Regions from separate parts of the Homo sapiens genome. Here region 1 is linked to region 2. Evidence: chromatin contacts called from ENCODE Hi-C or POLR2A ChIA-PET data. All regions are on one chromosome and are shown on one strand. The core of a region is the stretch at or near the end of the contact, and the rest is flanking DNA. Distances in the headings are between cores, read along the strand shown.

What was found. A loop is a pair of places that touch in the nucleus more often than their neighbours do. ChIA-PET counts read pairs that join two places held with the same protein, here RNA polymerase II (POLR2A). Pooled maps may share reads with other maps.
Region 1: a map of aorta shows a loop between it and region 2 (4-fold over the local background). The contact joins two enhancer-like sites. A Hi-C loop is called at or near these places in 2 of 168 maps with a recorded cell type or tissue (aorta and right cardiac atrium) and 12 of 50 pooled maps. POLR2A ChIA-PET finds 5 or more read pairs at or near these places in 2 of 52 experiments (A673 and PC-9).

Annotation. Positions count from the first base shown.
Region 1 is chr15:84,953,662-84,957,271 of GRCh38, forward strand. It overlaps a transcript of SLC28A1 not described here. Among named protein-coding and RNA genes, the nearest start is that of PDE8A, 26 kb to the right of the region's middle. Within about 2 kb of position 1,855, at least 3 of the 41 ENCODE cell types and tissues checked have a DNase peak (open chromatin) inside an H3K27ac peak, as active enhancers do.
Region 2 is chr15:84,577,921-84,581,756 of GRCh38, forward strand. LINC00933 (long intergenic non-protein coding RNA 933) reads left to right here. Exons shown (of 4, transcript NR_038274.1): 4 at 28-2,261. Among named protein-coding and RNA genes, the nearest start is that of LINC00933, 9.2 kb to the left of the region's middle. Within about 2 kb of position 1,736, at least 6 of the 41 ENCODE cell types and tissues checked have a DNase peak (open chromatin) inside an H3K27ac peak, as active enhancers do.

The sequences.
Region 1 (3,610 bases), core at 605-3,104, 380 kb after region 2:
CAGTGAGCTGTGATCACACCACTGCACTCCAGCCTGGGTGACAGAGCAAGATGCAGTTTCAAAAATAAATAAGAAAAGTAGAAAAATATAATAGTGAAAGTACTGGAGTTTATGAATGATTTACCTCATTTGTAAAAAATGTATAAATCAGAGGGGTATATTACTTAGGATTCTTTTGGTTGCAAATGACAGACAACAAATCAAATAGCTTAGGAGAAGAGGAATGTATGGGCACCAGGAGGGATGAGGGTGTAGCTGCAGGCAGCTGGGCCTGGGGACTTCATGACTCTAGGGCTCTGCCTACCGCTGAGTTCCTGCTTTTGTTGTGTTTGTGTCTTCCTGCACTGTGACCTCCTTCTACTGAATTGGATTTCTCCATAAGACTGGACCATGGCCATCAGAAAATCATGGGTTCATATATTAGCTTGTTTTCCTGATAGCTAGTTGTGGCAAAGAAAGCAAACCTCCAAGAATGTGATTGATCTGTCAGGGACGTGTGCCCTCCTCCAGACCCATTGTTGAGGCCTAGAAAATGGGATAGGGTGATCAGTGTGGCCTGGCTCTTCTGCCCACCCCTGAAGCAATCACTGTGACCAGGGAGGTAGAAGCTGGCAGCTCCTATTTGAACAGAAAGGGAAGGAGGAGCAGTTTCCCACGAGATCGGGGGTGTTGTTTCCTGATGAAAGCAACCATTCTTTCCATTTATCTATAAAGATTTCAAATGATAGCATATCTTCAAAAATCTGAGATAATAGAAATAATGGAAATGTAGCGCTTGAAATAATTTAGGGAAAAAGGGACTAACGTTTTCTGAATGCTTATTGTGAGACAAGTTATTTGCATATGCTGTCCGTGTAATCCTTAAAAACAAACAAACTATGTGAGGTAGATATTATTATCCCCATTTTACCAACAAGGCAACTGAGACGTGGAGAAGTGAAGTGGTTTGCTCAAGGGCACACAGTTCAGCGGCTGAGCCAGGTTTTGAACCCAGTTCTGTTTGGTTTTAATGCCAGATACTTAACCATTGTAGCACGTTGGCTTCCTCATTGATCTGCCTAGTAAACAGGTATATGATATGTGTAAAATACTTTACATTATTTTTATTTTAATTAATAATACTGAGTCATTGTGGTATTTTTATGACATGGCTGCAAATTTTCTAACACTCCTCCCATGAAGCAGTCAGATCTATGTCCTCTCCCTGTTAATCTGGGCAGGCTTGTGACTGCTTTGAGAAAGACGGCATGGTAGGAATGATGCCATGTGACTTCTGAGGCTGGGTCATGAAAGCCCAGGCAGTTTTGGTCTTGTTCGCTGGGACACTCACTCTTAGCACTCTGACCCACCACAAAGAAAGAGTTCTCCCTGCTCTGTGGCTGCCACGCTGTGAGGAACCCAAGTCATCTGGAGGAGTAACATGTAGGCACCAGGTCAACTGTCCCAGCTGAGCCCAGCCTGCAAGTCATCATAGCCCAAGTGCCAGACACGAGCGAAAAAGCCTCTGGGTGGTTCCAGCCCACAGCCATTCGAATCTTCCCCACTGAGGCCTCAGACATCATGGAACTGAGACAAGCCATCCCCTTTGGTGCCCATCTAAATTCCTGAGACAGTGAATCCGAGAGCATAATGGATGGTAGTGGTTTTATGCAACGGGTTTGGGATGTTTATTCCATAGCAACAGATAACTGGAAGAGCCTCAGAACAGCAATCAAAGATGTCTGACCGTGAAGCATCTGGAATACAAGAAGATGAAACTGAGGAACGCTTTGCATCAGTAAAGTAGCAAAGTCATGATTTTTCCCAATACAGAAGCTCTTGGAACACTCGCGCTGCAGTCTCCCTTCTTCCACCAGGTGGGGTGGATGCATTGGTGGCTGCCTCCACAGCAGTTCCTCACGGAGCAGTGGAAGACTGGGTTTCTTTGGTTCAGCGGGACTGTGGCTGACCCCACCCCAGCTGGGATCCCTGGCTGCGAGGCTGCAGAGCACAGAGCCCCAGGAGGGCTTCGTTTTGGCTGCTGCTGGGAGCCTCTCCCTTTTGTGGGGGAGGTCGGTGCCTCTGAAGGAGGATAGAATCTGAAAACATATTCTCCTGGCAGGCTCTACCATCCCACTGCACTCCTATCAGGGTTGTGGACAGGAGGAGTCACTCTCTGTGTAATGCAGCCCCCTAGGTGCGGCTCAATTTTCCCTCCCATTGGACCTGAGGTAGGGGCATTGACCCCAGCCTTCCTGATCAAGGGATAGGATCCACAGCGAACCCCCAACTTCCTCCTTCCCTCTCCACATTTCCTTTTTCCCTTCCATTCAAATCAAAGTACAACAGATACTTGATTTTTAAAGTCAAATGGTACCATAGTTATATCAGCAACAATAACAGGAAAACATTTCGGTAATTCCCTCCCCATCCCTGACTTCTCCCCTTCAAACTCTTTCAGTCATTTCTGTTACTTACATCCATATTTCTAAGTAATGCATCCATACTGCTATTTTCTCAAATTAGTGATTTTAGATAGTGCCTTTTTACTCCCCATTACAGAAGATGAAGCATTAACTCTTTCATACCACCCCATATTCCATTTGTCCTCCCTTTCTCCTCCCAACATGGTAATATACAACTTTCAGAAAAAGCTGTATTCCATTAATGTGTTTCTGTCTGATTATGGCTATAAGACTTGTGCATTGGTGAGCCATGGAGCATATTATCATTACATTTCCTATCTTGCGCATTTTTCTCTCTCCCTTCCTTCCTTCCTTCCTTCTTTCTCTTCCTTCCTTCCTTTCTTTCTTTCTTTCTTTCTTTCCTTCTTTCTTTCTTTCTTTCTTTGTTTCTCTTTCCTTTTTCTTTCGACAGGGTCTCACTTTGTCACCCAGGCTGGAGTGCAGTGGCACAATCATGGCTCACTGCAGCCTCAACCTCCCAGGCTCAAGAGATCCTCCCACCTCAGCCTCCTGAGTAGCTGGGACTACAGGCGCACACCACCACACCTGACTAATTTTTACTTTTTTTTTTTTTTTTTTAATAGAGATAAGGTCTTCCTGTGTTGCTAAGGCTGATTTCAAACTTCTGAGCTCAAGCAATTTTCCTGCCATGGCCTCCCAAAGTGCTGGGATTACAGACGTGAGCTACTGCACCTGGCCTCTTGCACATCTTGTTCCTTCTGAACATATCACCATAATTCTTCTAATTTAAGACAGTAAGATGTGCCATTTTTTATGTACCACTAAGAAAGAACACTCCCAACTAAACTGTGACACTCCATTGTTTGTAGGATGCATCTCCATATCAGAAATGTTAAAATGTGAAAAATTTATGCATTTTCAAATCCATATACCTTGTTTTTTTGTTTTTGTTGCTTAGATTTCTTTTTAACTGTCATTATTTCTTCCCAAATTTGTTAAGAAAATTATTTTTAATTTTTAAACAACTTTATTGACATATAATGATATACTATAAAATTACCCTATAGTGTAAAATTCAATGGTTTTTAGTATATTTAGTTGTACAGCCCATCACCAGAATCTATTTAAGAATATTGTCATCACCCGAGAAGTCATTCCCCAACTCCATTCTTTTGCACGTAGTTTTTTGTTTGTTTGTTTTGTTT
Region 2 (3,836 bases), core at 486-2,985:
TGACAGCTTGCCGTTGTTTGATTCCAGCTGCAGCATATCATGAGTGATGAGATCTGTGTACAGGTGACTGACCTTTACCTGGCAGAAAATAATAATGGGGCCACCGGAGGCCAGCCGAACACACAGAACTCAAGAAGCCTCCTGGAGTCAACGTATCCACAGAAAGCCAAGCAGCTAATGTCAGATGAGAAATGCTTTAAGGTGAGAGTTGCTCATGTAGTCAAAGACCTTGCTGGTGACAATGTAAGTTGTTAGGATTCTCTGAATCGGAAGTTATAGCCAGGGTACTTTGACCCCGTGATTCTACTCCTGGAACTTTTTAGAGTTCCTAATGAGTTCACCAGAGAAATACAAAGTGGAAGTAACCATCTTCCTGGACAATCTATTTTGTTTCTTTCTTGCCTTAAAAAAAAAAAACTAGTTATATATGATTTTTACAATTTTGTATTCTTCTTTTTCCCTGAACATTTTTCATAATATGCTTTGTATCTCTTATTGTTAAAAAAAAAAGTTGGTACATGAAACCCATGGTCGTGGTCATTATAGAAAAAAAAGTAGGCCTGGCACACTTGGCTCACACTTGTAATCCCAGCACTCTGGCAGGCCGAGATGGGTAGATCGCTTGAGACCAGCTTGGGCAATGCAGCAAAACCCCATCTTTGCAAAAAATACAAGAATACAAAAATTAGCCAGGTGTGGTGGCATGCGCCTCTAGTCCCAGCTACTCAGGAGACAGAGGTGGGAGAATTGCTTAAGCCTGGGAGGTCAAGGTTGCAGTGAGCCCTGATCATATCACTATGTTCCAGCCTGGGTGACAGAGTAAGACCCTATCTCAAAAAAACAAAACAAAACAAAAAATGCAGATAACCAAAAAAAGTCACCTTAGAATTCTTTCCTGAAATTACCATTGATGACATTTCTAGACTTTCCTGTGCTTGAGTATATATTTTGAAAGAGTTTATACTGGACAAATGGTCTTTCACTTTATTTATTTATTTATTTATTTAGAGACAGGGTCAGGCTCTGTTGCACAGGCTGGAGTGCAGTGGTATGATCCTGGCTCACTGCAACCGTGCCTCCTGGGTTCAAGTGATCATCGTGCCTCAGCCACCCTAGTAGTTGGAATTACATGGGCCACCACACTGGCTAATTTTTGTATTTTTAGCAGAGATGTGTGTCAGATCCCAGGGTCCAGGTCCAGCCCATGGTGAAGTCTGAGGGGAGTGGGTGGGTGAGCAGAAAGAACAATCGGGGGGCCATAGGCAGGTGAAAGATAGTTTTATTCAGCGGCAGCTCTCATTAACAGCTTTCTTACACTAGCTCTCTTATTAGCAGCTTACTCTTCCACTGTTCGCCTGTCTCAGCAGCTTGAGCCAGCTGCCCCTACACATAGCTGCGCAGCCAGCTCTCTCTTGCCTTCAGGGTCAGCAGCTTAACTCCTTCTCTCTCTGGGCATGAGCAAGCCCAGCTGTGTCCTGGCTCCCTCCCATCTGCCTGCAAGATGGACAGCTTTGGCTCTCTCTTTCTCTGGGTGCCAGTGTGCTCATCATGTCAAGCCATGTTAAGCCAAACTGAGCCAAGCCCCGAAGAGCCATGTCTCTTATGCACGGCATCAACAGGGCAGTTATACCTTTTACAGACAATAGTGGCATAAAGCCAGGAATGAACTTACACAAACAGGTTATATTACAAGTGGAGCTGTGTGCTTGCACGCCAAACTCGTGAGTCACACAGGCCTAGATATCCACCTCGGCCTATTCCTTGACCAAAGCACATCTATGTACCTTACTATGTGGTTTTGTATGTTGGCCAGGCTGGTCTCAAACTCCTGAACTCAAGTGATCTGCCCGCTTCAGCCCCCAAGTGCTGGGATTACAGGTGTGAGCCACTGCATCTGACCGGAAAGGATGTATTTTTGCTCAATTAGCAACACTTCTGGGTCTTTAATGTCTTTTCTATGGCTATTTGATATTCACTTTATAGAGAATTAATGCCTGTATTGTTGGACATTTAAGTTGTTTCCAAGTTTTCACCATTATAACTGTATTTGTGTGTATATATTATATTCTTGCCAGGCTGTAAGCTTTACTAGCAGAGAGGAAATTTTAAAGCTTTAAAAGAACGCTGAGCTAGATCTAGCTTCTGGCTCTGTGTGTTTATTGACCAGTGGTGTGCCTTGAGAAACCAGAACTCTCTGAATTTCAGTTTTGTCTCTGTGTAAATGAAGAAGGTTGTAATAAAAAAAATCTCAAGTTTCCTTCCAGGCTCTGATCTTCTCCATGTGATTCTGATAGTTACCTCCTCTGCAGAAAGCCATTAGGGTAACGGCACTGAGAATCTCAGGGTTCTGAAAGGGGAGATCCATGTGCCATCACCATTGATAGTTGTTTTTTGCAAAACATGTTTTGCTTGCCTCTATTGGTGTGTTGCTTTTAAGTACGGATTTTTTATTTTTATCACCAGGCAGCCCCTGCAACATTTTTGGCAAAAAAATCATTCTCCCATAGCAGATTGTGCTTGTGACTTTGGGCCATGATGAGGCCATAGTCTGGTGTCAATGTGGGGCAGCAATAATGACACACCTCATCCTGCTGTAAGGCCTTGTTGGAGGCTCTTTGCCTAGTCTCCAGGCAAGGGGCAGCTGCCCTTCTCTTAGCAAGGAAAGAGGGCTACTTCTTTTAGCCCAGAGCATTCCGTGGAAACTGGAGGCTCAAAGTTCTCAGATGTATCCACTTAAGTTTCCCCATACCAGCTATCAGGATCCTATTCCTCTCGTCTTGTCTCCTCCCCTCCCCTCACTTCCCCTCCCTTCCCCTCCCCTCCCCTTTATTTTCTTTTCTCTTTTTCTTTTTCTCTCTTCCTTTCTCTCTTTCTTTCTTTTTGTGATGGGATCTCATTCTGTCGCCCAGGCTGCAGTGCAGTGACGTGATCTCAGTTCACTGCAATCTGTGCCTCCTGGGCTCAGGCGATCCTCCCACCTCAGTCTCCTGGGTAGCTGGGACACAGGCAGACGCTACAACATCTGGCTAATTTTTGTATTTTTTATAGAGATGGGGTTTCACCATGTTGCCCAGGCTGGTCTCAAACTCCCGGGCTCAAGTGATCCTCCTGCCTCAGCCTCCCAAAGTGCTGGGATTACAGGTATGAGCCACTGCACTTAGCTCTCCTTTTCCTTAAGTAATTCTAAATAAAAACAAGACTAAATCATAAAATAAAATGTGTGTTTTTGGGGAAATGACACAAAACTTCCATGACACCTGACATTAAAATAGTTTATTTCTCGATTTCCTGCTGTGTGCATGTGTGTGTGTGCACCCTTGTCATTGGTTGACGCCCTATGTGTGTACTTGCTATAGCTACTGGGTCAATCTGCACAATGTCTGACTCCACAGTTTCCAGCAAACAAAAACTCTATATGGCCTAATTTTCAAGCAGTTGAGATTGAAGCAGCAGTCTCCTTCTGAATTTAATTTGAATTAAACTGCCAGGCCGTACTTGTGTGGGAAACTGACAATTTTCAGCAAGAAATTTCCAGGTGAGGCCTGTCACCCTCCAGTGTAACTCTAGGGCCTGCATGGCAGGGAGACTGGCTTTGGCTGGAGGCTGGGTCAAAAGGCCTCTCCTGGAATGGCACATTCCCATCCCAGGGAGGGAGCTCTGTTGGGAGCAAGAGATGGACCAAGAAGACCCATCCATTAGGAAAGTGGCCCTTGGTCTGTGCAATTTTAATAGAGTGGGGAGCTTGGTGCAATAACCACTTCTGATGGGGAAACTAGTTGGAGACATGGGCATTCATTGTCTTTCCCATGTGTGCCCCACTGGGGCCCAAACTTGAG